Regions from separate parts of the Mus musculus genome. Here all the other regions are linked to region 3. Evidence: chromatin loops called from intact Hi-C (ENCODE). Cell type or tissue: heart. All regions are shown on one strand. Links, peaks and the distances in the headings refer to the core of each region. The heading gives the core; the rest is flanking DNA.

The links. Hi-C counts contacts between places; a loop is a spot of excess contacts. Peaks named below come from ENCODE experiments on the same cell type or tissue, not always from the same donor. Only the 100,000 strongest peaks of a DNase experiment are listed, where the experiment ranks them.
Region 1: it touches region 3 in a loop (6-fold over the local background); 25 of 42 quality-filtered maps call a loop at or near these places.
Region 2: it touches region 3 in a loop (8-fold over the local background); 33 of 42 quality-filtered maps call a loop at or near these places.
Region 4: it touches region 3 in a loop (2.3-fold over the local background); 2 of 42 quality-filtered maps call a loop at or near these places.
Region 5: a loop joins it to region 3, with 4 times the contacts of the local background. A loop is called at or near these places in 7 of 42 quality-filtered maps.
Region 6: it touches region 3 in a loop (2.3-fold over the local background); 2 of 42 quality-filtered maps call a loop at or near these places.
Region 7: a loop joins it to region 3, with 1.9 times the contacts of the local background. A loop is called at or near these places in 13 of 42 quality-filtered maps.

What each region holds. Positions count from the first base shown.
Region 1 is chr11:61,405,328-61,409,819 of GRCm38, forward strand. n-TWcca5 (a tRNA gene) reads right to left here and starts at 2,660; the gene lies at 2,589-2,660. In heart, for the core only: CTCF peaks have their summits at 2,425 and 3,972 (motif pointing left); DNase peaks (open chromatin) are centred at 2,374, 2,704 and 3,024; H3K4me3 peaks cover 1,895 bases; H3K27ac peaks cover 1,496 bases.
Region 2 is chr11:61,712,865-61,716,864 of GRCm38, forward strand. Slc5a10 (solute carrier family 5 (sodium/glucose cotransporter), member 10) reads right to left here. Exons shown (of 15, transcript NM_001382268.1): 2 at 3,381-3,452; 3 at 2,814-2,918; 4 at 2,400-2,459; 5 at 2,172-2,276. Among named protein-coding and RNA genes, the nearest start is that of Slc5a10, 5.1 kb to the right of the region's middle. In heart, for the core only: a CTCF peak has its summit at 1,948 (motif pointing left); a DNase peak (open chromatin) is centred at 1,957; H3K27ac peaks cover 1,448 bases.
Region 3 is chr11:61,618,495-61,622,986 of GRCm38, forward strand. No RefSeq gene overlaps it. Among named protein-coding and RNA genes, the nearest start is that of Grap, 33 kb to the right of the region's middle. In heart, for the core only: CTCF peaks have their summits at 1,406 (motif pointing left), 1,989 (motif pointing right) and 2,738; DNase peaks (open chromatin) are centred at 1,437 and 2,007; H3K4me3 peaks cover 1,660 bases; H3K27ac peaks cover 1,588 bases.
Region 4 is chr11:61,430,684-61,435,175 of GRCm38, forward strand. No RefSeq gene overlaps it. Among named protein-coding and RNA genes, the nearest start is that of Rnf112, 21 kb to the right of the region's middle. In heart, for the core only: no CTCF peak of the experiment used is centred there; no DNase peak of the experiment used is centred there.
Region 5 is chr11:61,531,212-61,535,703 of GRCm38, forward strand. It overlaps Epn2 (epsin 2), which reads right to left. Exons shown (of 11, transcript NM_001252188.2): 5 at 4,060-4,172; 6 at 2,360-2,470; 7 at 1,307-1,481. Among named protein-coding and RNA genes, the nearest start is that of B9d1, 28 kb to the left of the region's middle. In heart, for the core only: no CTCF peak of the experiment used is centred there; DNase peaks (open chromatin) are centred at 1,850 and 2,550; H3K27ac peaks cover 1,044 bases.
Region 6 is chr11:61,346,859-61,351,350 of GRCm38, forward strand. Slc47a1 (solute carrier family 47, member 1) reads right to left here. Exons shown (of 17, transcript NM_026183.5): 15 at 2,587-2,681; 16 at 1,801-1,873. Among named protein-coding and RNA genes, the nearest start is that of Slc47a2, 6.2 kb to the left of the region's middle. In heart, for the core only: a CTCF peak has its summit at 2,683 (motif pointing right); a DNase peak (open chromatin) is centred at 2,673; H3K27me3 peaks cover 1,535 bases.
Region 7 is chr11:61,562,275-61,566,766 of GRCm38, forward strand. It overlaps Epn2 (epsin 2), which reads right to left. Exons shown (of 11, transcript NM_001252188.2): 2 at 3,548-3,620. Among named protein-coding and RNA genes, the nearest start is that of Epn2, 15 kb to the right of the region's middle. In heart, for the core only: no CTCF peak of the experiment used is centred there; DNase peaks (open chromatin) are centred at 347, 1,898 and 2,477.

The DNA.
Region 1 (4,492 bases), core at 193-4,192, 210 kb before region 3:
TATGGTATCTCGGTTATGTTTCTGTTACTGTGATAAAATGCCAAGCAATAGCCTTAGAGGAAAGGGGTTATAGCTTACAGGTCCAGGGGGAACACAATCCATCATGGCAGGGGAGACATAGATCTCTGAAGAGAGAGGGAGAAAACAGGAAATGGGGCCAGAGTATAAAACCTCAAAGCCAAACCAAATGGCATACTTTCTCCAGTGAGGAACCACCTCCTAAAGGCTCTATATCCTCCCCAAACAGGGCCACCAACGGGAGACCAACTGTTCAAGTGCATGAGCCTGTGGGAGACATGTCTCATTCAGGATGGGAGTCTCATATTATGCTTAGGGCTGTTGACTTCTCCGGAGTGGGACTCGCATGCTGTCAGGACTAGCATGAGAAATCACCCTGTCTTTCAGTACTTCCCCTTCCCCACTCTCGCTATTATCTTCCTCAGAGAAGCTATTTAGGATTAGATTCCTTCCTTCTATTTTCATTATCGTAACACTTCCTCAGACTTTCTATCTCCTCGTGTCTTGGTAAGTTTTCAGTTCACTCTTTGTGTTAGTGATCTCTCTCACACTTCGTCTATTCATGTCCGGGGAACGAACCCAGGGTCTTGTGCGTGCTATGTGAGCACTCTACCACCTGAGCCCCCTCCTCAGTCCCCTTAATAACTTTTCCTTGTTATTGTAAGTTTTGTCTAAGACCTTCTATATACCGAAATCTCCCTCAGAGGGAATTTGCCTCCATCAGGTGGATACCGAACAGGTGGAGTGACCCAGACCCCAAAGTCATATGTTATGACCCCATGGAGATTACATTCTTTAGGTGAGAAAGAGCAGTTGAACAGACCAGTCTCCACTTCTTACTCTCTAGATACGATACACCGTCCTAAAATCGGTGTGTAGAATCATTTTTACAGTAAACTTTATTATTTTGAAAAAATTAAAAATAAAAACATCATGTACCAAAATTAACCAGAAACCACATCTACAGAACTCTGAATAGTTAGTATTGGCATTCAGAATGGAAGCTGGGAAAGTTCACATTAACCTTTATACTTTTAGTATCGAATAGCTTTTATGCACTTATCCACCACTGTTTCTGAGACAGGGTCGTGATCTTTAGCCCAGGCTAGCCTTGAGCTTGCAGTTCCCTGCCTCAGCCTTCCAAGATCCAGGATTATAGTCCTATGCCATCACCACAGAGTTGCCACTCACATTTCTAAATACAGATACATATCTCAGTACTATATGTATTTACAGGTTGACTCTTTCTAATCTGAACATTCAACATGCTTCGGAGCCCAAAGCATTTTGAGCAGTGACATGCCACCTGGGTCAGTTGGAAAATTCTTCACCTTGATTTCACAGGCCAGGTGAACATCAGATGCAGGGTCACCAGGACTACCATAGTGACTATCTTCACACTGGGCACAAGATATGTGTGAAACATAGGTGGACTCTGTTTGAATTTGAGTCCCATTTCAAAGAAACACAATTACACATATGCCACTACACTAGCTAGTTGTATGTCAACTTGACACAAGCTAGAGCCATCAGAGAGGAGGGGCCCCAACTGAGAAAATGCCTCCATAAGATCTGGCTGTAAGCAAGCCTGTGGGGCATTTTCTTGATTAGTAATTGATGAAGACAGCCTGGCCTATTGTGGGTGGGACACTATGGGCAGGAGGTCCAGGGTTCTACAAGAAAGCAGGCTGAGCAAGCCATGGAGAGCAAGCCAGTAAGCAGTTCCCCTCCATGGCCTCTGCATCAGTTCCCTCCAGGTCCCTGCCCTGCGTGGGTTCCTGCCCCGACTTCTTGTGATGATGAACTGTTAATATGGAATTGTGAGTGAAATAAACCCTTTTCTCCCCAAGTAGCTTTGGGTCATAGTGTTTCTTCCCAGCAATAGGAATCCTAATTAAGATAGCCTGCATTTCAAAAGTTTTAAAAATTCTTAGGCAGTTCTAGTCCCTGTTGCTGGTCCAAGCATTTTAAATTAAAAACAACAAAACAAAGCAAAACAAAAAAACTCAACTTGAGTTTCCTGTTCATAATTTTGGTGCAACCTGCTTTAATTTTCTACATCAGGCTACCCGGGGGGTGTGGGGGGTGTTAGAAGATTTAAAACAAAGCTATTAACAAAATGTGAGAATGGGCTACAGATGTTGAAGATACGACCACCAGAGAGACAGTCATCTCCAGTCCAAGAGCCGTTTAGAGGAGGGAGCTGAGAAAAGTAAGTTCAAGGCAAACAAGGAGAGATCTATATTAAAGCACAAAGCTCTGTGTTGATTGCTCACACAAGCCCGGGTAACTGGAGGGAACATGGGTGGAATCCGAGGGTCGAACCAGGGCGTTAGAGGCTGAGTCAGCGCACCTTCCCCTTGATTCTGCTAGCACCTCCTGTAGGTCATCACAAGTCATCGCTTTCTCGAGCGAGCATTCGGGTATTCGTAGTCTCAAGAAAGGGAAAAAAGAGGGCTGTCTTATATGGCGTGAGAAAGGCGATTTGATCCGATACTGATCTCATTTCTTCTTTATGACTTGGTACTTACTCTATTCTGTCGTGGTTGACGGTGAAAAAAAACCTAACTTGACCCCGACGTGACTTGAACACGCAACCTTCTGATCTGGAGTCAGACGCGCTACCATTGCGCCACGAGGTCACAGCAAGCTTGCGACTCTGTGTCGCTAAAGGCCTCGCTTCACCGGCTCGCTCCTGGGCTCTGAGGTTCGGAACAGAGCGCTGTCGCTCGTCTGAGCAGAAGAGGAGTTCGGAATGCCGCAGCTCCGACAGGAACGGCGTCCGGGAGGATGCCAAGCTGACATTCGGCGACAGACATTTGGCTCTTCCTCCTCCGTCTCTCGCGGTGACCCTCGGAGCACACAGTGCTGGGTGAACACTCACGGGAGAGGGGACGCCGGAGGGGAACTGAGGGATGCTTGTGAACCGGGAGCTTCCCGGGGACCGTGGGACCGGGGACCCAATTGACAGCCATGCACGGCTGCGGGCCCCGCCCTGTAAGATGGCGGCCGCCTCCACGGAGGGCCTGGAGCGGTCAGGCAGGAGTGAGGGGGATCAGGCAGGACGGTTAGCGAGGACGGGGACAGACCGGGCGGGCACCAGGACCAGGGCGGCTGGTCTGGGATGACGGAGACCGACCGACCGGGGGAGCACCGGGACCAGGGCAGCGGGTCCGGGATGACGGAGACCGACCGACCGGGGGAGCACCGGGACCAGGGCAGCGGGTCCGGGATGACGGAGACCGACCGACCGGGGGAGCACCGGGACCAGGGCGGCGGGTCCGGGATGACCAGGACCCGGCAGGCACTCAGGCGCCAGCTCTGGTTCCCAGTCCGCTAGGAAGAAATGCGGGGACTCGAGAGAGCGACGCCCAAGCGAACGGCTAGATAAACAAGAAAAAGCCCGGCAGCTTTACTAACTACATAAGTAAACATTTCTTAGAGGAAAGAACAATATGTGGGAAATATTGCTATTATCTCCCGGCGCTGTTCCTTCGTCCGGATTGTGGCCCGTACGTATACCAGTGCACAGATCACACACAGAAAGCATCCTAAATGAAGGGCAAATGCCTAAACAGCGTTAACAATTGTACTTTTTAAATGCGCATGTGCATATGTGCTAACGCACATGGTTTTGGATGTTTTGAAAGTCCTGATAAATACATACTCATAAACTGAGATGCTCTTACCATCTTAAAATCTACTAAAATGATATCTTTGGATCTACTAAATGTTTCATAAAACCTTAAAATGTTGTTTACATAAAACATTCTCTGGGGGCATACGGTTTTAAAACGTGATCAAACTACGAAATTTAACATTAGATACAGATACATAGATTTTTTAGTAATGATTTCCTTCCTAAGCAAATTGTTAATATTCTGGACAATACTAACAATGACTTTGGGTGGCTCACAGTCATCTGTAACTCCAGTTCTAGGAAATCTGATGCCCTCTTCTGGCCTCTGTGGGTTGCTATGGGATTTCTTTTTCAGGACTTAATAAATAAATAATAATAAATTATTATTATTATTATATGCATTAGGCCTTTTACACAATCTTTCCTGACTTTTACAAACCAGATACAGCTGCATGATGGTATTAGCACTTGAGCTTCCTTCCTTTGGCCACACCTCTCTATTACTAAATTTAAATTTATAAATTTATATTAAAGTCAAAAGTAGTGTCACTTCTTTTTTTTTTTTTTAGGATTTATTGGATTCTCAGAATCAAACTTTTTTCTTTTCTCTCTCTCTTTCTCTCTTCCTCTTTCTTTCTTTCTTTCTTTCTTTCTTTCTTTCTTTCTTTCTTTCTTTCTTTCTTTCTTTCTTCCTTTCAGCAGGTTCTACATAGCCTTGGCTATCCTGGAACTCACTATACAGACCAGGCTGGCTTCAAACTCATAGCAATCCACCTGCCTCTGCCTCCTGAGTGCAGAGATTGAAGATGTGAGCCACCATGTCTGGCTAACTTT
Region 2 (4,000 bases), core at 1-4,000, 94 kb after region 3:
AGAGATTTGAGAATCCAGAGAGGCGGAGGTAGAGCATGCATCCCCAGAGAAGAGCGACTGAAGGAGCCAAATGCAGAGTCCTGAGATGCTGGTGTTTATGGAAGTGCATGGAGGCCAAGTTGGCTGATGTGCAGTGTGCAACTCTAGGGGAGAGGGAGAGATGAGGCCAGTGAGGTAGCAGGAGCAGTGTGATGGATCACCTTGTGGGCTGCAGCTCGCCTATACTAAGGGGCAGGTAGTGTCATGCCTCACTTCCCTACTTTCCAGAGGTTAAATGACTGGCCCAGAGCCCCACGGTGATGGAGCCGCATTCAGACTCTTGGCTTTGAGCTGGGACTGTGATTTTCCACACCTGCCGTGTAAATCTGCATGCTGGTGCTCCAGTTTGAATAACAGCAGCAGGAGGGCCCTGTGACCTCTGCCTGGACAGGCTGTACAGACAGGCAGGGCGTTCCTGGGCTCTGTGTCTGGGCCTAGTGTGGCCCACGCACTTCAAATAGCTCCACTCCGAAGCCAAGACCCAGGGCGGGCCCAGCCTCTCCCAAACCAAGCGCAGCAATTAGTGTGCCTCCTCCCGCTTCCCCTCAGTCTCAGCAGGCAGCCGCCTGGTGCTGAGGCAGGACCTTGACTGACTGCTCCCCATTTACAGCTGCTAACTCGGAGTCACCCATAAGGCAGAGTCTGAAGCCACATCCTGGTTATTGTGGTTCTGACAGAGATCTTAGCTGACCTTGGCCTGGCCACCATAACCTTGGTGAAGGACTCAGCAGTTGGCAGATGAGCTGCCTCAAGGCCCCTCCTATGCACTGAGCGTCCCTCTGCCCTCTGAAGTCCTGCCCAGTGGCCCACTTGAAGCCTCCCAGTGTAAGGTCGTAGATGGGAAAGGAACCACCCACTCGGCCCATGTCCTTGTTCCTTCATCCCCAGCTCAGCTGAGAGATTCTGCAAAGTTGGCCCTGGCTACCCCCAGCTGATAACCCGACAGTTCTGGGGCTCTCTGACCTCTCATAGCCTAAGGCTGCAGTCTCCTGTCCCACCACTGCCCTGCAGAGCAGTTTCTCTGTCCCAGAGGCAGATGTGGCTGATTTTGTGAATGGCAGAACATGTTTACAAGTGTGCCCCAGTCCCCACCACTTCTTGTGGCTGACCTCAGAGATTACCGTCCTGAAAATGTCCTTAGCAATGGTCCCCAGACACCTCTTATGAGGCCCACTCTCTCTCCTTGGCACTCCCCTGACCATCACATCCTTTTCTCTACTGAAGCCCAGTCCCATCTCTTCCTCATTCAAGACCTGGCTCGCCTGTGTTGTGTATCCATCCACCTCCCACTGGAGAATGGGTCCTAGACAGGCCAGAAGCAGGCGTTTTCCACTCTGCCTGGCTTCCGGGAGGTAGGATTGGTGGGAAGGGGGTGTGGGTAAAAGGATGAACAGGAGAGGGACAGTCAACTCAAGTCCAGGCCCCTCCAGACTAGAGAGGAATCCCTACAGAAGGGAAACTATCATGCTCTCTGGGAACATCTAGGAAAGGCTGTGGTATGCTGTTGCTGATGCTGTAGGAAACAGGCAGCGTCCACCTCCCCAGGTCCTGACCTCCACAGGAAGCAGAGGACCAGGCTGGGCAGCCTCCCTCAGTGTGTGTCTGACTCAGGCTCCAGCTCCTCTCAGGAGCCTGCTGCTGATGGAGGTTAGGCATCCCCTACTGGGCCTGCTACAACTATGGGGCCTCCCCCAAAGCCCACTGACCTTCCCCCACAGCCCCAGGTTCCCTATCTGTAAAACCAGGTGCTTGGACCAGACAGGCCCTGAGCTCCTACTTTAAGATTGGAAGTGAGCTTCCTGCTTCTGACACTTCAGGGTCAGGTCCTAAGAGAAAGCTGTAGGCAGGTAGAAGGCCCAGTTAGACTTAGAGCGCAGGACTGGCAGGCATCATGAGGCCTTTGGCTCCCTCTAGTGGTAAGATGTGGCTCACTTTGAATAGCTCAGATCTCCTCCCCCTACCTTCCCTGCATCAGCATCAGGAGATTCTGCCCAGGTTACTATCTCTCCCTGGTTTCTCTAGCTGGTGCACTCACAAGTTGCCAGATGAGCTAGTCTCTAAGGCCCCTCCCATGCTGTGCTCCCGCAGCTCCCGACAGTTTCCACGCAGGCGCAGGCTGGGGGGCAACTCACCGATATCTTGGTGAAGACAGACAGCATCAGGGACAGGACAGATAAGTACGTGCGGATGCGCTGGCCACCAAAGCGCTTCTGAATGTATTCAGGCAAGGTGACGATCTGGGGAGGCAAAAGAGAAGAGGAACAAGGTGAGTATCGGGAGGGCCAGCCCCATCCAGAGGTCCTGTCCCTCCGGACTTGGTGAGGGTCAAGCCTCTGCCATGGCCCCAGGAAGAGACTCACCTCTGAAGATATGTAGATGGGTACAAACACCCATGCCAGAGCCAAAAGCACATATGTGGCCTGTGAGGACAGAGGCATGGGAGGGTTGTGGGCTCAGCACTCAATAGCCCTGCCCTGGCACACAGCCAGATGTGGCAGAGAGGAGTAGTGCTGAGGCTACCCCCCCCCCACACACACACGCCCCTCCTGCTTTGCTGTGAGAAGCTAGGAGCTTCTTACGGATGTCTCTGGACTGCCGGGCTGCCCAGCCTTCTGTATCTACAGACCAGCTGTCTGTGGCATACTGCGTGCCACAGTCTGGCAGGCCCTGACTGATACACACTGCTGGGAGCCCCCTCATCCAGGGACCAGTGAGTGTGGCTTCACCCTCTACCTCAGCCCTCCCACGGGCTGTGCCCATTCTCCAAGGCTCACATTCCACTCAAAGCCAGCCACAGCCAGGCCTCCGGCAGCACCCGAGCCGGCCAATCCTACGAAGAGGCCAGAGCCCTCGCTGCTTGCAAAGAGTGAGGCTCCGATCTGCAGGGGGGAAGAAAAAGTGATCACTGTGAGCCCATTACATCAGCTCCACCTAGACCAGAAACACCTCCTCCAACCTGGCAGGTCTAAAAGGAGAACATACCCTGTTCACATATAAGGATCCCAGGCTCAGGTGTACAAGTTGGGGTACCCATAGGTAAGCCACAAGGCCAAAATAAAAACCAAAAACGCACAAACAAACAAAAAACAAACAAACAAAAAACCCCAGAGTTTTTCAGACTCCAAAGCCCTTTACAGAACTTATAGCAGTTTGTCCCTACACAGGCAACTTGGGGGTCTCTTCCAGCCCAGGCTTATCCCATTGGGCTGGTGGTATTAGACAGGGACCTTGATTGAAGCACATAAAGAGACCTTGGGGGGACATAAAGAGTCCTCAGGGATACAGATCCTGATGAAGTCAGCCTGTGGACAAAGGAGAGGCTAGAAGGTGGGTGAACTCACCGGCCACCAAGCCATGTCCCGGCCCGCCAGGAAGTAGCCGCTCACTGTGTTCTTGTTGGCTCGACAAGCCGACTGCAGAAAAAGAAAAAGGCAGGAAGTGCATTGAATGGAAGATGCTTCTGCCTCTGGCAAATGCCTGACAGTCCCTGTGTACTCTGAGCATTGCAATGCATGTGACCCGCAAAGAGAAAACATGAACACACACACACACACACACACACACACACACACACACACACACACAGAGAGAGAGAGAGAGAGAGAGAATATTCACAAATAGCATTTTCCAAAATAGCCCAAAGTAGTAACAACTCAAAGTCCAGCAACTGATGAAGAAACAAAACAGGCATATCCACACAATGGAATATTATTCAGCCAGGAAAATATACAGTTAACCTGCCTCCAGTTTATTTCCTGTTTCAGAGTTGGGCTGTATTGCTTTCCTAAGGCAGAATTCCTATTGGTCAAGCAAGAGGGGTTGGTTTTACAGATGGCTAAAAACAAAAACAAACAACAACAACAACAACAACAGCAACAAAAAAGGCAACAAAACCTCTAAGTTGTCAACTCCAGGGTGACTGTCCTTTCAAGGCAGGGCAGGAGCAGGAACCTTGGGATCC
Region 3 (4,492 bases), core at 323-4,322:
TATCCACCACACCTCTGGCTGTGATGTACTATGCTAGTTACAACAGGTCCTTTGAAACTGTGAGTCAAAATTAACCTTTCCTCTTTTTAAGTTCATTTTCTCAGGTTGTTTTGTCACAGTGACCAAAAGCTAACACACTTACTAATTCAGGGATGGTGTTCGTGTGTGTGTGTGTGTGTGTGTGTGTGTGTGTGTGTGTGTGCCCGCCCTGAGGAGGGAGGGGATACTGACGGTGGCCCCATCTTGAGAGTGTCTGGAGCAGAAGGAGAAAGCAGTTCTTATTTGAGGGGTCATTGGGGAACTGGGGATGAAGCCAAAGGTCCCGTGTGTACAAAGCGCATGCTCTACCATGCAGCACACGCTGATCTGGCAATTTCTTCCTAATGCTCGCTCTGTCGGTCTGTTCATTACATCATGGTGTGAGGACAACTTTAATTCTTTCTCAAACACTGCATTGTCTCCTACAGACTCTGTCCCCGTACTGAAATTAATGTACTGGATAGAGAGATTCTGCCTGACCTAGAACTTGCATCAATCTTTCTGCCACCGCCATCTGGATAATGGGGTTACAGGTGGACAAGACTAAATTTTATTTAATTAGCAATTTTTGAACATGTACAGAAATATAAAGTATGAGTCCCTACCACACAGCCACCAGTGTGTTTGTTTGCTTTGTTTTTATTATGCCTTTTTTATCTATCTATCTATCTATCTATCTATCTATCTATCTATCTATCTATCTATCTATCTTTAAGGCAGGGTCTTATGAAGCTCTGGCTGGCCTGTAAATCACTTTGTGGAGCAGGCTGGCCTGGAGCTCAGAAAAAGCTGCCTCTAGTTTCCTAGCTCTGGAATTAAAGGCACAGGCTGCCATGCACAACTACATCTGTCTACATTTCAATGTGAAGAAGGAGGAGGAGGAGGAGGAGGAGGAGGAGGAGGAAGAGGAGGAAGAGGAGGAGAAGGAGGAAGTATTGTAAAAGAAAGAGTAATGGTCTGTGAATTTTTGTTTCATTTTCTGTGTCTCTTTTGTTTTGTTTGAAACACAATATCACTATGAAACCATGGGTTTCCTTACGAGCATCTGAATTAGAATTTAAATTCTGAAGAATTGCCATCTTTGGTTGGGGTGCAGTTCAGTGACAGCGGGTTGACCCCAAACCAAATCAAACCTGCTGTCCGATTGTTTATCCATCTCCTTTAGGAAGAGAGCAAGCTTTCTTTGACTGAGGCCAGGCTCCTTCAGCGTTTGGTCGCGTTCTTGGTTGGCAGTACTTGTTTGTATTGTTACCTCAGTGAGCCTGACCCATCAGAGCTTTTTAAAATACACACATACACATTTTATTTAAATCAGATAATGGGAGAACAATTTGTGAGTTCCTGGGGTGGAAAATTCCCGAGCGCAGGAACCGCAAGGCAGAAGCGCCCCCAGCTGGCCGCTCCTGGCCAACTGCCCTCGCGACCGCGCCCTGTGATGCTGGGGGGTGGGGGCGCTGAGATGGGGGAGGACTGGGGGAGGGGGGTGTCTAGAGAGCTGTGGGGCTGAGATACTGCGGGAACGGGGTTAAGGGATTGTAGAGTCGGGAACTGGGGAACTAGGGAGCAGAGAGACTAGGAGTGACGGCCACCTGTGAGGCTGGGGAGCTGGGCGTGGTGGGTGGGTGGGGGATGGGGAGCTGGGGAAGCTGGGATACCAAAAGCTGGGTCGGGGTGGGTGCTGAGTCCGCAGAGCTGGGGGGGGGGGGCTGGGTCTGAGGGCAAAACTGGAAACTTGGAGATTGAGTTCCGTGGGTTGGACAGTTGGGGGTCTGCACCCTACCCCACCCTGCCTGCAGCTACCACACACACTTTACTTTCTGGTCTCTGTGTGGGTCTCTACATCTGAGGAAACTCAGCCTGGGTGGCCAAATGCCTGCGCTGGGCTGGGTTTTGGTGGTTTGAGCATCCAGAACGGCGGCAGGAGGGAGGCCTAAGGTGCCTGCCGCAAGAGGGCAGAAGGGCGGTGGTGCTGTTTGCACATCGCGGGGAAAGTGCTCGTCCCTGCGCATGCGGCTTCCCACCGCACTCCTACACGTTGAAACTGTCCGTTGTGGACCGAGTAAGGCGCACCCTGGACGCCTGGTTCTTGAGCCTGTGAAGGGATGGGTCTCTCTACTCAGTGAAAGAAACTTAAGGAATTTTTTTACTTAACTGGTACCTGAAGAGGGTGGTGTGATGGTGGAGGATAAACCGATTCGAAGGAGGGTTTGGGCAGAAAGTCAAGAGAGTCAAAAGGCAAAGGGAAAGCGGTGAGTTGGAAGTTGTCTAACGTTTGTACAGCCTTGGCTTCCATTCCCAGAGCTTTTCTTTTTTAAGTGCACTTAGGAAAAAAATCTAGGCTATATTGATGACTTAGAGGAGAATAGACTCAAGAACCTGCCCAAGCGCACTGTGGCAGTGAGAATGCTCTCACGTGCTGGGACACACACACACACACACACACACACACACACACACACACGGATAGGTAGGTAGGTAGATATAGACAGACAGAATGGTAGAATGGGAAAGCCAGGCGTGGTGGTACATGCTTTTCATCCCAGCATTCAGATGGCTGAGGGAAGCAGAACTCACCAGTTTGGCATACATACCCATGCAGAGTGACCCCGTCTCAAACAAACGAACAAACAAACAAACAAACAGAAATAATATGGAGAAAAAAAAATCTGTCCTCACCACCTGCAGGAGGCTCTAGCTTCTGCACCTGCAGACTTTTTCTCAAAACACACTCACATGCACATAAAATACACAAATATTTACCTAAAAATTTAGGGGTGCAAGGATTGTCCCATAGCTTTATTAAAAATGGTTAATAAATAGTGTGTGTGTGTGTGCGCGCGCGCGCGTGTGCACACGTGGAGGATAGAGGTCAATGGGTGTTTTCCTTGGTTACTCTTTTTTTTCAAGATTTATTTTTAATTATGTGTGTCTTCATTTGATTTCTGTCGCTATGATGAAACACCAGGGCCAAAAGCAACCTGGGGAAGAAAGGGCTTATTTGGCTCACATCCCATCATTAAGTCAGGGCAGGCATTCAAGGTGGAAACCTGGAGACAAGAACTGAGGCAGAGACCAGGGAGGAGAGCTGCTTACAGGATTGTTCCCCATGGTCCTTTTGCCCCTACGACCACTAGCCTAGGGGTAGCACTGCTCACAGTGGCTGGGCCTTCCCACATCAGTCATTAATTAAGAATATGTCTCGGGCCGGGTGCGGTGGCATACACCTTTAATCCCAGCACTCTGGAGGCAGAGGCTGGAGGATCAGATATTGAAGGCCATCCTTGGAAGTTCAAGGCCATCTTGAACTTTCATGGACTACAGGAAACCCTGTCTTTAAAAAAAAAGAAAAGCTGGGCGTGGTGGAGCACGCCTTTAATCCCAGCACACGGGAGGCAGAGGCAGGTGGATTTCTGAATTCAGGGCCAGCCTGGTCTACAGAGTGAGTTCCAGGACAGCCAGGGCTACACAGAGAAACCCTGTCTCGAAAAAAAAAAAAAAAAAACCTTAAAAACAAAAACAAAAACAAAAACTATGCCTCCATAGACATTCCTACAGGCCAGTCTGATGGAGGCATTTTCTCAGTTGCTGTTCCCTCTTCTCAGATGACTCTAGCTTGTCGCAGAAAAACTCACCAGCATAGTGTATGTGGTTGTGTGTCTGCAACTGATCTTTTAAAATAAATTTGTTTTTGTTGTTGGTTCTGTTTTAAGACAGGGGCTGGAGATATGGCTAAGGGATTAAGCAGGCCTGGATTCTCACGCACACACTGTGGCTCCTAACCACCTGTAACTCCAGTTTCAAGGGGCCCAATACCCTCTTCTGGCTTTTGTAGGCACCAGGTATGTTTGTGGTACACATATATATGTGCAGGCAAACACTCATACACACAAAACCATCTAGAATCTTTAAAAAAAAACCCAAAAACAAAAACAAAAAAAATAATGCAAAGTGGTTCCTGCGGACATGTGAGGACGAGAGTGTGAATCCAAGCAGCTGTGTAAGAGCTGGAGGGTGCTGGAGAGATGGCGCAGCACTCAAGTGCACTTTCTGTTCTTACAGAGGACCCAAGGTCAGTTCCCAGCATCCACATGGCAACTCCCACCCAGTAACTCCATTTCTAGGAGATCCATTGCTTCTTCTGATCTGCATGGGTTCCTGCATGCACACGGTGGACATACACATATAACAAATGAACTACCTACCTAACTAAATATTTTTAAAAGTCCAAAGTGGTGGTTTGTGTCTGTAACCTCAGAGCTGGGAGATGCAAAGAACCCCAGTACTTGCTAGACAGCTGGTCTAGCAGAAACCGAGAACTTAGGGTTCAATGGGAAAACTTATCTCAAAAAGTAAGGTGGGGAGTTACAGAGGAAGACACTGGACTTGAACTGCTGGCTTCCAGGTGTGCACATACATGTACATACTTATATATCACACACATACATGCACACAT
Region 4 (4,492 bases), core at 267-4,266, 190 kb before region 3:
AAGCACCTAGAGGGTGAGTTCACTGAAAGCAGATTTCTGTTCTCAGAAGGCTCCAAACTGGCCATGGGTGGTCACACTTGGCTTTCACAGTCTACAGAACAGGGTGGCACAGAGTGCCATTTGCTATTTGGGGAAGCTTCCCAAATGAGAGTCACAAGCCTTTCTTTTATGGTGATTTATTTCCTTTAGCATAATGTCCCTAAGTATCGCCCACTCGGCATGTGACAGAGCCCCCCTTTCTGAAGGCTGAGTGACATTCTACTGCACGTTGGTTTACCACCCTTGCTGTTAGTGGACATCAGGGCTGCCTCCCCTTTGGTGACAGCACTTAGCACGGCTGTGCATAGACTCTCAGAGGGTCTGACTCCAAAGCTTTTAGGTACATGACCAGATGGATAATACGTGGCTCTATTTTTGGTTTTGAGGTGCCTCCTACTGCTTTCTACACTGCTGCCCAATTTTACATTCGTGCTAACAGCCAAGTCTTATGGAAAACTTTTATCTCAGATCCGTTACCCACAAAGTGAAGGTAGAATAGAATGGTTAGGTTGTACTTTTATCTCACTGATGAATAATTTAGATATTTCTTACATCGGATCACTAATGTTGCTTCTTTAGCTACTAAGAATATCAGCCCAGGGGCTGGAGCAATATCAGTGATTAAGAGCACCGGCTGTGCTTACAGAGGGCCCAGGTTCAATTCCCAGCACCTTCATGGCAGCTCACAACCATTTGTAATTCCAGTTGCAGGGGATCTGTTGCCTTCTTCAGACCTGTAACAAGGTACCTGTAGTGGAATTATAGTAGAATCATTGTATGTAGTGTAGACATCAGAGCAAGTAGTTGTTTTTCTGAAGGAGCTTGACAAGCCTGTGGGGAGTGGTTCTGATGCTAAGGTCCTGTTCCCCAATTGGTCCCCAGTTTGTCAGTAAAAGAAGCCAGGGGCCAATTGCTGAGCTGAAGGTACAGGTGGGACGTCTGGGTCTCAAGAGGAAGAGGAGACACAAGGAAGGAGTGGAGTGTTTTCTGCCATGCTTTGGAAGAAGAATGCAGCAACCATGTGAGGTCTCGGGGGCAGCTGGGGACTGTGGCCACCACTATAGGCAGGTGGTCATGGATGTTTGGCAGGGACTAAGTGGAACCAGCCACTGAAGTTTAGGGCAGATGAAGAGACAGAGATAATAAATCGGTAAGGGCACACTTTTCCAGGCGACAGCTATCAATGCTGAGCAATTTTGCCAAGAAAGCAAGTTACAAAAGAACATACTCTGTGTGTGTGTGTGTGTGTGTGTGTGTGTGTGTGTGTGTGCGCGCGCGCGCGCGTGCGGGCAGGCCCGCATGTGTGCTGTCTGTCTGTCTGCCTGCTTTCTGTCTGTCTGTCTTTTATCCCAGGATTCAAGGGAAGCTGGGAAGGGGCTGATAGTAAAGCCCACTTCCTGGAGCAAGATGAGTGGGGGCTCCAGAGCACAATCACCTCCCAGAGCTCAAGGTAGTAGCATAAAAACTGCACACAACACAAGCCTTGCATGACCTTGGTCACAGGATGGTCCTGGAACACCTGACATGCCTTGCATTATTGGGTACAGCAAACAGTGTACAGTAAGGACACACATGGCGAAGGCTGATGTTTTCCTTCAGGAAACGCAGAGGTTAGATGAGGGGCTTTGGTATGAGGAGCTCATTTTATCCAAAAACAACTTTTGTGTAACAATCAACAAATATGTTTCAGCCAGGCAGTGGTGGCTCACGCCTTTAATCCCCGAACTCGGGAGGTAGAGGCAGGTGGATTTCTGAGTTCGAGGCCAGCCTGGTCTACAAAATGAGTTCCAGGACAACCAGGGTTACACAGAGAAACCCTGTCTCAAAAAACCTAAATAAATAAGTAACTAAATAAATAACTATGTTTCAGTGTGGTTGCTCCAGCTTCAGCTCACGGGGACTACTCCTTCCTGCGGCCTCAGATCCTGGTTGCATTCTGGAGTGACATTCTTTCTTCAATCAACCCACACAATTCAGAACACCGGCAGGTATCAGACATGTACGTGGTACACAGCCATGCAGGCAAGCAAACCACTCATAGCACATAAATTAAATCTTAAAATATAGCACAAGTTCCTAACTCATCTGTTAATCTAACAACAGAGACATCAGTCCTCAGGAAAAATGTTTTAGAGATATACTCTATTCTACAGACACGCACGTACATGAACACTCATGCAAATGCATATATACACAACATGCATATACAAAATATAGGTAACATTAAACTGTAAAGCTATTATCTTGATTTGAAGTTGGCATTGTGTTAGAACAGGAAACTTTAAAGAGTCCACCAAAATCTTGTTCAAACTTAAAAAATGCACTAAGAATCTGTATAAACTACACCGCTAACATACAAATCTACTATGTTTGCATCTCAAAAAGAGATTTGTACAGTCATTTGTTTTTTGTTTTTTTGAGGCAGACTTTCTCTAGGTAACAGCCCTGGCTGTCCTGAAACTCACTTTGTAGACCAGGATGACCTCAAAATCACAGAGATCCACCTGCCTCTGCCTTAGGAGTACTGGGATTAAAGGCGTGCACCACCACACCTGGTCTATTGTAGTCATCTTTATTATTTCCCAATTGCATTAATTATTAATTAATTAATTAATTAATTGTATGTGTGCAAACATGTTCATGTATTTACATGTGCCATTGGTCAGAGAATTGCCTGTAGAAGTATCACATTTCTTTTTGTCGATATATATATATGTGTGTGTGTGTGTATATATGTATATGTATATGTATATGTATATGTATATGTATATGTATATGTATATGTATATGTATATGTATATATATATTATCCTTGACCTCTAATTTTAGCCTACAAGGCAGAGACAAGAAGATTGCAAGTTCAACAACCTTAGGCATTTTAGCAACTCTGTTTCAAAATAAATAAATAAATAAGTAAATAGATGGTGTGAGTGAGAGGGCTCAGTGAGTAAAGGCATTTTGTTGCCAAGCCTGATGACCTGCGTTTAATCTTTGACACCCACGTGGGAAGAAAGAACTGACTCCATGTGTAGCATGCACATGCCCAAGTTCAGACAGACAGTCAGACAGACAGACAAGCAGATAAGTAGAATGCAAAAAACGGATCTGATGTAGCTAAAGATGTAGATTCTCACTGGTAGAATGCGGGTTTAGGGTAACCAAGGCTCCAGGCTGAATACCAAATACCAAGAGTGCATTCCCCACCCATAACATAAAACAACATGGTAACAACATGAGAGTGGATGTATCAACCAGTGGAGCAGAACAAAGTCTTGACATAAACCCATGGACATGCATCTGATCCCCGACAAGGTGTCAATGACACACGATGGAGAAAGGACAGTCTCTTCAACAAACAGTGCTGGGAACGTAGATATCAAACATTTAGAATGATGGACATGGACTTCCATATTACACCACATGCAAAGAAAGATCAGTGCAAAATGGTTAAAGAATAAGACTCAAAGAAAAGTTAGGAAAAAAATCTTCATGTTATTGAAACGGTCAGCGAGTTTTTAATAATTCATTTTTGTTTTATATGCATTGGTATTTTGCTTGCATGTGTGAAGCACATTGGATCCCCTGGAACTGGAGTTACAGACAGTTGTGAGCAGCTATGTGGGTGCTGGGAATCAAACTCAGATCTTGAAGAGCAAGCAGTGCTCTTAACTGCTGAACCATCTCTCCAGCCTAGGCAGTGAATTTTTGATATGACAAAAGTGTGAGAAACAGACACATGGGACTTTGTCAAAGTAGAAAGCCTCAGTGCAGCGAAGGGAAGAGTCAGCAGCTGGAAATGCAGCCTCTGGAAGAGGAGAAAATATCCACAAGGTCTATAACTAATGAAGGTTTCACATCCACAACCTGTATAGAACTCACAAACTTCAAAACCGGAAACAAACATAGACAACCAGGCAGACATCTTTCCGGCTATTCAAAAGATCAGTGGGTTCATGAAAGAATGTTCAACATCACCAGCCATCGGGGAAACTAGTCAAAAATGACTTACCAATCCACGTGTGGGTATTATATACATATACAAAGAAATCAAGCGTTGGTGAAAACGTGGAGAGAGAGCCATGCACAGTACAGGCTGAAAAGAGAGAATACAGTTGCTACAGAATAGCAAATTGGGTCTCCTAAAAAAAGAATTAAAAATAGAACTACCATATGGCCCAGAAATTCTACTTCTGAGTACTTATTTAAAGGAATTGAAATTAAAATCTAGAAGAGATTATTTGCACCATCATGTTTGTTACAGCTTTATTCACAATAGCCGGCAGGCAGAAGCAACTCATGCAATCTATTCAAAACGCAGTGGCACGTACTGGTGGGATTCATCCAGCTACAAACAAGGACGAAGTGCTGCTGTGTGTGCCTCAGATGGCTCCCAGGGGCACTCTGCTTAGTGAAACCATAATGACAGGAGAGCCAAGGCTGCTTCACTCTGTCT
Region 5 (4,492 bases), core at 288-4,287, 87 kb before region 3:
CCTTCATGTGGTTGTTGGGAATTTTTAGGACCTCCGTTCGCTCAGTCCCTGCTTGCTCTGGCCCAAAGATTTATTTATTATACATAAGTACACTGTAGGTGTCTTCAGACAGCACCAGAAGAGGGCATCAGCTCTCATTATGGGTGGTTGTGAGCCACCATGTGGTTGCTGGAATTTGAACTCAGGACCTTTGGAAAAGCAGTCAGTGCTCTTAGCTGCTGAGCCATCTCGCCAGCCCTACTCTACTCTTCAAGAGTACAACCACCACAGGTTTTTCTGGTCTCCAAGGATAAGAACTCAGGTAACACTAATTGGCCCTAGGAAGTTGGCAAGCTCCACTGTAGCCAAAGTACGCTAAAGAGCAGCTGAGGCTGACACAACTTTTAGACCAAATACAAGCAATTGCAAGAGAGATCAGTCCCTGAATTATGTGACACCCACTCCTTTCCCCTCACCCTTCTACCTGCTGCCCATGTCACAATGCATGGGTCTCCCCCCGCCCCCAATTACCCACACCTTCTAACACACTATTCTACAAGACACTGTTTCTCAGTGCCCACCGACCTCTAAGATGCTCAACTCACTATTCTGATCTGACAAGTCCTGGCCAAAGCCTGGTTCACACAGCACTGCTCGCTGCTACCAGGACAAAACCATTCATTATCTGGGTGTCCCAGATAATTCATATGGGAGGACAGAGCCTAGCATTAGGTATACTTTAACAAACATCCAGAGAACTGGGCAGAGCACAAAAGGTCCACTTTATGAAAAAAAAAAAAAAAAAAAGAACACAGGTACACACATCACAGGAATGTCCAACAGGGTTCAGAGAACCAGGCCAGAAGCATAAAGCCTCTAAGACCAAGCTCCCTACCAGCAATTAAGAAATTTCATGTGCCAGGAAAATCACCCACAATAGATTAATTCTGCCAAGTTCCTGTTTTAAATCAGACAAAAAATTCTCTCACATTTACCAATAAGCAAAACTCAGAAATAAAACTCACTAGACTTATTATTTTAAGTAATAAGAATAGCAGCAAATATGTCCTCTCTTCACTAGTAGTGGTAGTAGTGGTAAGCACATCTCATGTCCAGCTCATGTCTTTAGGTTTTTCTCTGTGTATGTATTATGACTTCTTGAGCTTGAGCTGGGTGCAATTCCAAGAACTGACATGCTGCCTACAACAGGAACAGGTTGTTTCTGACACATGGGATGAGGCAGTAAGAAATGAGCCAGCTAAGAGAAAGAAAGCACCTCTCCCCATCAAACAGGCAAGCCCAGGAAAAAAAAAAGCAATCTATTTACCAAACGATGGCCACGGGTCAGTAATGTTCGAAGGAGCCACTGTTCCACCCCAGGGGTTGGTCTGGTTAGCAGAGGCTCCTGCACTCCAGGGCTCAGTTTTCTGTGTAACAGGGCCTGAGCTGGGGAGGGCATCCATTAAATCCAACAAGGTAGTCTGCTGGGAGTGGGAGCCTGGCTGTTAAGACAAAGAGAAGGAATGGTTTCACTTGGTTACAGTCAAAGCAAATATCCACATACTAAGCATAATATTAGTTCTCACCACAGCACAGGCCTTCTGGGCTAACTCCTGAATAACTTGGAAATTGAGCTGCTCCAATCCCAAAGCTCCACTAACATCCCCGCTTCCCAGAGAAGCCAGGGATCCACTACACCAAGGTCCTTTTGTCACATGCCCACAAGTTTTAAGAGTTCTCAGGGCTCCCAAACTCTCTCAGAATAGCTCTGGCATTGGCCCAGACCATGATTACTCATCATCATCCCTCTTTACCTGCCTTTGGTTTCCTGGCTAGCAGCACTCAGTACCCAACCTAAAGGAGGGAGAGGGGGCTGGCTCTTTCTGTCTCTTTGTCTCTTTCTGGCTCCCCACCCTCCCTAGTCTCATGACGGCAACATCTATCATCAGGGCCCTGTGGCACCACATCAGGTGATACAACTAGTATGCCTGGCCTGGTAAGTTTGTCCAAAGTAGAGCCACATCCTGGTCACCTCTATGTCATAACCTAGCAAAGTAAGGGGGATAGGGGATGGGGTGAGGGGATGAAGACCAGTATAACCAATGGCTTCTGGAGACTAAAAAATGTCCCTAAGTATCACTGTGAGGCTGACACTGCTGCTGCCATTCTCCTTTTACTGGTGGCATCAAGTGTCTTCCTCCTGGTGTGTGTGTGTGTGTGTGTGTGTGTGTGTGTGTGTGTGTGTGTGTTCGTTCTCACTGGTGTTCACCACAAAATGGGTTCAATGTGGAATTTAGCATCCTGTTGTGTGTCCTACACCCTCACTGTAGTCCACAAGGGTACCTGAAACAACCACCCAAGAAGAACTTCAAACATTTACCTTGCAACAAGCTTTCGCCTCTTTCTTTTTTGGAACTTTTACTGTGTCTCTCCGGCTTTCTTCCAGAGCCATCTGCAATCTGAGGTCATCACCCCGCCTGAGGCGTTCTTCCTGGAGTGGGACAATGGAGCTTGAGGCTGAGGGTAATGTTGACAGCCACACAGCAGGGCACAAGGCCACACTAACCAGCAACAGGAAAGGCCCAGCATCATGTGGCATTTCAAGGGAGAATATAGTTCCGCTGGAAACAATGGCTTTCCATTCCCAGAGGACTCATGGAGGTTCCTCCTTCAGAGGCTGTCTGAGGTCATACCAGCAACACTCAGGCACCATCAAAATGAGGAAACAAAATATTTAATCTAAAATATTTCTCAGGGCTGGAGAGATGGCTCAGCAATTAAGAGCACTTGCTTTTACAGAAGACCCAGGTCAGTACATAGCACCCACATAGTGGCTCACAACCATCTGTAACTGCAGTTACAGGGGATACAACAGGCATGCATGTGGTACACATACATGCATGCAGGCACATCATTCATCCACATAGAATGAAAACAGTGTTTCCTTCTAGGACCCAAATCTGACAACCAGGAAAGAATCAGAAAAGCTGATACTCCAATCCCCACAGTGGACACTGCTGAACAACTGTGCAGTTGTATGGTTTCTAGTAGAAACAATTCATCTTGTTTAAGGGTAAGTCACTTGCAAAATCAGAGTCCTGGCCTAACTTCTGTATGATTAAAACATACTCTTGGCTTTTAGCTAAAAAGGCTGAAGCCATCCACCCATCCCAGAAACTTGCAGTAAGACCTCCTGGGCACCTTGATCCTGTGGAGCCATGAACTTCTACATGGGCAGATTTAATGGCTGCAGGTTCTCTACAGGGGGCAGAGGCCAGGATCAAAGCTGCCCATTGTTGCTGTTACAGACATACCAACTATGCCGGCCAAACCTCTCTGTGTTCACATTTAACACCCAACATTCTTCTCTCCATACGAGGGGTGTACCTTGCTGCCTCTGGCTGTCTGCACGCTTTCTGATGACTGAAAGCAAAGGGACACTGTCTAAAGGTGTTTGAATTGCCCCTTTCGCTCCTCCATTTTAAAGTAACGCATGCTTATTAAAAAATAAGGTATAGAGGGGAACAAAACCACACACAGGCTCAATATTAGAGCACTTCCTTACAGAGGGGTCTGGGTTCCATCTTACACCATATACTTTTTAAAACTCTATGCTGCTTCTACCATGCCCGCATGCACACTCTTTTCTGAAGCTTCCCTTCTAGCCTTCTAGTCTCCCACACATCTGCCACAGGATATATTGCCCTGGCAGGGACCAGGCCCACCCCACCTACCCACCACCCTCAACCCAGGCCTGTCCTGCTCATTGCCCTGTATGCTGGTACCTCAAGGAAGCTGGAAGCACACAGCTCCCTCAGAAGTCCCTGGACAGTAAGTCTACATAGGAACTTCACTCGGAGTTAGCCGTTTCTCTGGACACTGATCTCCCTGAAAACCTTTCGTAGTTATAGCTCTGCCTGGGCTAGGGGCTCAGAATGCATTGTAGCCACAAGACATAAACTCATCAAGTAAGTGCCTTAAAGACAGGGCTGTGTGTGTGTCATCCTTTCTGGGAGCCATAACCCTCCCCCAGGAACACCAAGGTAAAGACCCCATGGGCTCAACCACACAAGCACTGACCTGCTCAGCAACCTCTCTGCTCATGGCAAGTGCCAGTTGTAGCTGCAGCTCCTCTTCTCCGCTTGTCTGTGGCCGGGCCTGCTCTAACTCAGAGGATACTCGTGGGGAAGTAGCTGTGAGATCGGGGGACAGGAGGGGAGGCAGGTCATCCCATGCAAAGGCAGAACTGTCTCTCTTATTCCTAGTACAAGATAGTACTCAGTTTTCATCTCAAACCCACATGGCCCAGCAAAAGGATAACATAAAGCTACAGGTATTTCAGAATTAAAATTAAGCAGCAGTCAAACACAGTTGCACACCTAGAGGTGACACATAAAACCTTGGCTGGAGGTCAGGCCTCAGGAGAATCAAATCTGTCTTCACAGCAGATCTCTACTCCAGAGAAATGGACCATAAAACAGAAACCAAATTCAAGAGTTCCTGAAGAGCCTTC
Region 6 (4,492 bases), core at 272-4,271, 270 kb before region 3:
GGTCAGAACTTCAAGGTCATCCTCACCTAAAGGTCAATTCAAAGCTAGCCTGGGCTATGAAGATCCTGTCTCAAAGAAGCAAAGACAAGCAAAACGTTTAACATTGAACAATACCAGATTACATTCACAGAATCCTTAGGCTATACCTGGAAGGTTCCTACAACTCAATCCTCAGAGCTACATGACTGGGTAAGTCTAATTATTTCCCACATTTTACAAACTAGCCCTTCCTCCCAAGATAATTGCTAAATCGGAATAAAATTAATAAATACAAATAAAATAAAATAAAATAAATTCAAAAGAGCATCTTGAAGGTAGTAGAGAACTAATAGCACACACACAAAGAGAGTTCCCAGAATAAGATCATGAAGATGCTGGAAACCTGGGGGTGAGCCAACCTCTGGAGTGGCTTTGCTCTGACAGTTCCATATTTGGACATGTGGCTCAGGGATGAGCAGTACCTGTGAAGGGTAGGCCCTGCTAAACTTCCCCATGTCTGGCCTCGAAGCCCTAATAGGATGCATGCAGGATGTCAAGATAGCCCCATGATAGGCCAGCCACACACTGGCTGCCTCTTACCTTCAAGTCTGTAAGAGCTTTGGGGAATCTCAACCTCTGAAATTTCCCTAGACTGCCCGTGAGACCTCAGTATCTAACAAGAGTGGAAGGAAGTCCTAAGTAAAGACAGACAGCTTTTGGTCAGCCCTCACGTGACTCAAGGATAACCAGACACTAAGAACAGAATCAGAGAGATGATAAACCACTGCCCGCCTACCTGCTGCACCTTTGTGCAAAAGGCATTTATACTCTTCATAGCCACATCCCAAAAGCACGGTCTAGGGAAAATGGCTGCTCCTACAACCTTCTAATATCAGAGAGATTTTGCATAGTAAAGTCAGCATGATTTCCTCCCCCACACCCCAGACCCTCAGAAGACCCACACCCCCACTCCCTTCTGCAGCTTCAAATGCTTCTCTACAAACTTCAATTCCCTGTTCCTCCTCCAAGCCTCACGGTGTGTGGACTCCACACCTACAGACAGAGCTAAATACTCTTCTTCTCCTGTGTATCTTTGTCGTGTCAGCCGCAGATTGCAGGAAGGTAGAAGGAAGCCACTCTACCTCCCTCATGGGAGTGAAAGGTTAATAACTAATTGTTCAAGGAACCGGGGATATGGAAGAATGACCAGACTGACAGAAAAAAACAGCCTAATGTAATTTGCATGATGCAAAGGTCCAAGCAAGAACCTACTTAAAGTGAGTGATGCTTAGCTGACCACAGGGACCCCCGTTAAAACAAGCATGCGAAAACCAGCTTCCAAGACTTGCTCCTCACATAGAAACATTAAGTATTGGAAATGTCTGCAACCCAGCATAAAGGAAAGATAAATATGATCTGCCAGACCCTACTACCCTCAGAAGTACTTGGTTTTATACACACAGTGGTATGTCTACTGTACCCCAGAAGTAAACAAAATTATTACATATGGACCAAACACTTTCAATATGCTTTTAAGAAGAAAAGAAAGGCCCATAGAATACCTGCAGAGGTACCAAGATGAACAGAGGGCCTAAGAAGCCTAAACCCTCCAACACAGTCCGTTAATATATGGAATCAAAGCAAACAAACTCTAAGTCAGTTTATCTCAGAGTGGGTATAACTCGACTTGACATCTGTTTCGGAAGCGTCAGTGCCTTGCTTCAGGGAGAGCTCACAGAAGCTAATCCAGATGTGTCCCACAAATGCCCCTCCAGTCCTATATTGCAAGTCTGCCCCAGAGCTGAGAAAATTGTAGCTTACCTGGGTGAGCAGGCTCGTGAGAGACAGCGGAATTCAGGGCCACGTTTACCTTCAAATTGGCATGTACTTGAGCCTAGAAAAGTCAGCGAAACTCAAGTTCGGGTGGCATCAGGGAGCCTTGCTAAGCATGGCCACTTGGCTTAGGAGAAGCCATGTCCCTTGACTGACACCTGAGACAAAGCTGCTCTGGTTCACTGTGACTTCCTAAAGACTGAAGAGGTTCCTGGGTAGGGAGGGAGTAGACAGATCTAAGAGGGACCAACCAAGGTCGCTGGAATGCTCCCTTCTCCCTTCTCATCTTCTTACTTCAACTGCCCTGTCTACCCCCATGTTCCCAGACCTCATGTTGACCCTGGGAAGGTGGGGGGGAGGAAGCATTCTCTCTCTCTCTCTTTCTCTCTCTTTCTCTCTCTCTCCCTCTCCCTCCCTCCCTTCCCTCCATCCCTCCCTCCCCACTCTCTCTCTCACACACACAGTACTAGGATGAACTTGGAGAAAATCTCTAGTTCCAATTCTTCTCCTGAAACTGGCTTTTCACTGCAAGAGACCAGAAATGGAATTCTGTTTTACTATTCACTGAGCAAACAAAGGGGAGTGATCGGGGCCAGGGTCTCACAACCCTTCACCTCAAAATCCAGTTAAAACAAAACAAACCTAATAATAATTAAAAAGCATAAAAATAGCATAAGAAAAAAAAAACTTCTCAAAACGAAAGAATGCTTGCCACATCTGGTCTGGTTTGGCATCTGCAGAAAGACCCAGGCAACAGTGAGGACGGTTACCTACCTGTTGACAGGCGCGTTTCCAATTGAGCCGAGCAATAAAAGCCAGGAAGCACGTGGTCTGACAGGTAGTGCAGATGATGATGCCTGACCACAGGCCTGCAGAGGGCGATATTTGACAGCTTAGCTCATGGAGACAATGGCCACACTAAGTCAGTACTGGTAGGCAATCAGGCAAGGTAGAGTTGCTAAGGCTACCTGACGGGATTCATGCCAGAGCAAAAGGTTCAGGAAGTTATTTGGACCCTTTCTGCTTATGGTAATTGGATATTAAGAAAAGGGCCAGTAGTAAGGAAATAGTTTCTCCTGAAAAACTACTGCTTCATGATGAACTTTTTTTACCTATATGACCTATGCATGCATGTTTGTAAATTTACATGTGTGTAGATACTTGGGAAGGCACACGTGCATGTGTAGGGAGGCTTGAGTCTGTCATCAGCTGTCTTCCTTAATTGTTCTCCACTACAATATTGAGGCAGGGTTTCTTTCCACCTTATGTCTTGAGGCAGCGTCTCTCACTGAACCCAGAGCCCCATGTTATCTGACTATATAGCTTGCTCTTCAGATTCCCTGACTTTGCCTCCACACAAGACCAGTCAGGACACACCTGAGCCACCCTCATCCCCCATGATCCTCTCCTACTCCTCTGCTTACCTTTCAACTTTCTGCCAAGACACACGGGGGGGGGGGGGGCGGGGGGGGGGACGGGACACAGGATGGGGCGATTCCCTTATGTAACGGGATCCGAATACACAGACTTTGCAAATACAAATCCATAGAAGGGCTGAGGCTAAGCCTTGAGTTGTAATTCAAAGGCTTATCTTTACTCTGCTCTTTGGTGCTAGCTGCCCTCACATCTTATTTATCAGGAGTGGTCAGCAGGCTTCTCTCAGGAGTGAATCAGTAACCACCTGCCAGGTCTAGGATGGAGTAAGAAAAGCCTCTGGCTTCCTCCTTCAAACGAATGCCCAGTTTTGCCTAGAAACCACACTCTCATTCCAAACTTTTTTTTTTTTTTTTTTTTTAACAGAAATACCTGCCTAGCTCAGGCTGTAATTTGAGTAACAGACTTGATTTTCGCTGATGCCATAATCCCTATTAAAAGATGCAGGATGCTTACCAGAATTCTCTGGGCAGAGCCATAATTTACATGTTTGAAAAACCATACAGGAAATTGATAGCCATTGTGATTAATCAGTCTGCTTGTAAAAACCTGCAGCCTTCTGAGGCACTGCGGGGAACCTCTTACATGCTGCACACTCTAATGCTGGCAACAGGAAAGATAAAACCAACCTTACTGTATTTCTATTTAAGAGGCCACTAGAATGACTGAGTACAGGTCTCACACATCCCTCACCTCCCCAGGGCCTCCACTCTTTCCCTCCAAGAATCCCCAGCTCCCTCTACTTTGCCCACAACAGATACACTTCATGAAATGAGTAAGTAGGCCAAATATAGACCCTGGGATATAGATGTATCTATATTTTAAAGTAGATTCCTTTCTAAAATTTTAACTCAGCTGGACATGGGAACACACACCTGTAATCCCAGCGCTTAGGAGGCTAAGGCAGGCTGATCCCATGTTCAAGACCTGCATGGACTACATGGGAAGACTCTAAAAAAAAAAAAAAACAATAACAACAAAACAAAGTTGGATGTAGCTGGACATGATGGTGCATGCCTGGAATCCCTGAACTCAGGAGGCAGAGGCAGAATTCTCTGTGAGTTCTAGGTCAACCTAGTCTACATAGTGAGTTTCAGCACAGCCAAACTTATAATAGAACTTCTTTTTAAGTAAATTTCAGATGTATCACTTACTGTATAAAATGATAGCCTCGCAAGGAGATAAATAAGCTAATTACCTTGGCCTAAATAGTCCACATTCTCTGCTATATCAAAACATTACTTTG
Region 7 (4,492 bases), core at 218-4,217, 56 kb before region 3:
AGATCTCTGTGAGTTTGAGGCCAGTCTGATCTATGTAGTAAGTTCCAAGACAGCCAGAGTTACATAGTAATACCCTGTCTCCAAGACAGACAGACAGACAGGAAGAAAGGAACCTCTAAAAATTTAAAATATACACTTTAACATGTGATAGTATGATAAGCTCAACTTGAGAAGAATATAAATTAAAACTATACTGAAATACTTGTTACACTTGTCAGATTGGCAGGAATCTAAACAGGTGATTCCACCTGAGGCTGGCAAGGCTGTGGCGGAAATGAGCAGCCACACTGCTAGTGGTTAGACAATGTGAACACTCTGGAGAAAATCTGGGCAATCTGTCAAAATGACTCAGGAGGTAACGCCTGCCACCAGGCCTGATTTCCTGAGTTAAATCCCTAGAACCCACACAAAAACAGAAGTAACTCCCGAGTTGTCTTTCTGACCTCCACATGCGTATTACGCAGCATATGCCTGCCCACAGATACAATCAATAAATGTAAAAAATGGATGGGTGGGTGGGTGCATGGATGCATGAATAGATGAATGCATAGATGAGGTGGAAAGTGAGAAAAAGATGCCTGGTGCTGACCTCTAGCCTCCACAAGCACATGAACTAGCATAGCACATCTGCAAATCTCCATGCATACCAACAGAAGGGGGAGTGAATACATCCACATACCACATCCTTAACTTGATTCTATTCCACTTCTGTGAGTTCCAGGGTATCCAGAGCTAAGGGTGAGAGACCCTCCTCCCCGCACACCCCAAAAGAAATAGAAAGGAATGAGAATATTGAGATTTATAAGCAATATGCTTTTATTTCATAAAAAGAGAGGGTAAGAGCTGAGCTTAGAGGCATATATCTTTAATCCTAACACCCAGGAAGTAGAGGCAAATGTATCTCTACGAGTTTGAGGCAGCCAGGGCTACTTGGTAAGATCCTGTTCCAAAAGAGAAAAAAAAAAAAACAAAATAAGAAAGGACCCACACCTGTATGCTATACTACCAAGCAGTCACCAAGGAAAGCAGCAGGCAGAATTCGGGTGATCAGGAGTGACGAGAACTATTTCCCAAAGTATACTTTTTTTTAATGACATCTATTTATTTACTTATTTGAGCAACACACATGCCACAATGAAGATGTAAAAAACAGAGGCCCCTGGAGTATTTTAATAACCTATTTTAGAACTGAGCATTCCACTTAAAAATATATTAAATGTCCTATCCATTTTTTTTTTCATTTAAAAAAGAAATACCAGAGCCATACCAAAACCTTTAGTTAATCAAGCACCAGCCCAGACCCCACTGTGATCTCTGCACCCTGCCATGAGCAGGGTGGAGCTAGGCACCAACAATGGCCAGCTAGGGGCAAGGTACCTGGCCTTCCTAAGGTTGTCCCTCCCTCAATGAGACTCTCCTCTAAGCCCTTCCAGTTTCACATTTCAGTGGCTTTCACCCACAGTCCATTCAAGCCTAAGCTTTCCTTCTGGTGGGCCCACCTATAGCCATGTACAAACCCTACCCAGTGAGTATCCTAAATAGGTCTGTGCCCCATCACAAAGTGGCAGATCACGCAAGCTCCCAAACAGGTTTAGCCAATCATGCACCAGGCCTTACCTAGCACCCATCCCTATCAGGCCTGGACACAAACCTGGAGCATACAGACCAAACAGACACCAGCTCACTCTCCAAGAGCTCAGTAGACACAACACACGGAGAGCAGAAGGACAACAGCAAGGACAACCAACTTATCCTTTCCTTTGAGCAGATGGAGAGGAGCTGCTACCCCACGAGCTTATCTGTCAGTACACAGACATTTCCACCTCAGTCAACCCTCAGCTTTCCCCTAGATCAGGAAATAGACTTGAGTGACCTAAGGCTCAAAGATTGGAAAGTCATCAAGCTACTGTTCTCAGTCACCAAAAGCCACAACAAAATCATGTTTCCACATCACCCATCAGAAGGAGAAAACCTCAGACCAAACTATTTCCGTGGGCCTCAGAGGGCAGAAGTCTCCGAGTGCTTGACTAAGCATCACTAACCACAGGCTGAGCTTTCTTGCTAAGAAAAATATTTAATTCCCCTTTCTGAGCTCTAAACTGATTTTTTTTCCTTCTAAATAAACTTTTATAAGCCTTTTATTATAGCCTTATAAATGTCTAGCAAAAGTTTTTAAAATAGTCAATGTGGCTTCCTTTTGCTGGACACACTGTAGACCGATACCTGCCAGCTTACTGATGGCCAAGTCTTGGGGGAGATCAAAGTATCTACACATCTGCACTGGAGGTGGCTCTGTGAACCAGCCAGGTAGACCTAACACCGCTGCATGGTAAACCCAGGATTTTCTCACCACAACATTTATTCACAGGGATTCACGCAACTCTGATTTATCCACATGCAGAATGAATGCCAAAGTCCCCAGAAGGAAATGACTAGGCACAACATGTCATGGAGAGGCCTGGTTGGCCCAAAGCCTGTTCCAGCTCCCTGCTTGCACCACAGTTAGCCTCAGGCAAACACATTTCCTGGGCAACAGGCCTGTTTTCTCTTCTCCAGACTTCTGCTTTAAAAAAAAAAAAAAAAAAGCAATAGGCTAAGTAGAGAGGACCAACCCTGTCATCAAGCCAACTTAGCCTACCAAAGGGATAGCACATACCCAGAAAAAATTTCCAGTCCAATGCTGCTCTCACTTGGGACTGAAAGGTCTTAGAGGCACTTGGCAGTGTGTAGCAAATATCTCTTTTCTTTTATACCATGAAGATAGAGAAAATGAGACTCAGTGACTATTCAGTAACCTTGCCCAAAGAACTACCATGCCACATTGTGGAAGCCTCCAAAGAGCACGCAGCAATGCCAAAAGTTTGGTTCTACAACCCAGCCTTAATCTTCCCGCCCTGCAACTCTTCCTCTACACCCTTCAGCTCAGCAACAGTACAAAGCACCCCAAACTGCTGCTTATTCCTACTTCCAGGTGGTCACCAAGTCCTCTGTTTCTCAAAAAGCCTCTCTCCTGTCTGACCCAGGCCTCTGAGAGCTTGCTAACCCACTACAGAGGAATGGGGACACACCAGCTCTCCTGAAAAAAAAAAAAAGCAACACAGACCTCCTCACAGACAGTGAGCCACCAAAACCCCAAGGGTAGGAAAGTGGGAGGGTGGTGGATACAAACTGACAAAAATAAACCTGAAATCAGTTAACAGTAGTCACAGTTGACAACTGTGTGACTTGGCAAGCCTTTAGGTCAGGTCTTCAGTATATACTTCCAAAATTTCTTTGATGATCTTTGTTAGGGAAATACGGTGGTTTTGGCATACTTGAGCACTTTGAATTGAATGGCAGTGGACAGCCTTAGAATTAAGAGCCATCTCACCATCTCCTGTCCTCCTGCCTGCTGTCTCTTTCTTTCCCAAGACAGATCACAAAATCCAAAAAGGCCCCTTCTTCCCAAAGCCAGCCACACACTAACCAGGAAACTATGACTGCTCTGAACCCCTTCCCTACTACCCACCACTCTGTCAAGGAACTGGCCATATATACACTGACTTACCTTATCCACAATGGGTCCTAAGATGTGCAAAATCAGCGTCCTGTCCCAAATCCTGGAGCAAGGAATGCCATAACTGAGAGAGCAGGGAGAAGCAAAGACAGATCTCACTGATTTTACCACAATCTTGAACACAGAGTTCATACCCTGTCTGTCTGTCCCCAGTCTGCTAAACAGACATTCTAAAGGCTTCTTGACACTTAAAATGATTACAGAGGTCAGCTATACTTTTATCTTGGATATTTTTCATCATGAGGATATCAAAGTTATGGCCCTATGTAGTAGGAGGACTGGGACCCTACACCCTTAATAATCTTAGAGGACTTTGTATAAAAAGCTAGTACCTTAGCCAGGCCGTAGTAAAATACACCTTTAATCCCAGTAGTAAGGAGCAGAGGCAGTCCGTGAGTTTGAGGCCAGCTTTGTCTACAAAGCAGTTCCAAAATAGTCAAGGCCATTTGGAGAAACCCTGTCTTGGGGGGAGGAAAAAAGACTCTGAACTGAACTGCCTAGAAGCCTCAAGTCAAGTGGATTCACACTCGGTACAAGTGAAAAGCAAATCAAATTCATTTTCCTCATCCTTGGCCCTGAGATGAATAATTCTTTGAACCCTCCAAAAGTGGACACATGGTCTGATGTGCTCCAACTCCATGGGTGGAATGAGTCCCCATCAACAGAACATGGGGCCACTGTCTTCCAGAACCAGCCCTTAAGAAGGGTGCCCACTATCAACACATTGCTGCCAAGTAACCCCTCTAAGAAAGCAGAACACAGCATGCAGGCCATTCCATCCCCCCCACTAAGTACCCACTGACAAGGACAGAATTGACCTATCTCTAGGACCCAGTACATGCTCCAAGAAAACAGACTTAAAACTTTGTGGGCTATATAAACAAAGACCCTTCCTTGGAACCTGGGAATGGAAACCTTTTTGCCATTGGATCCCAT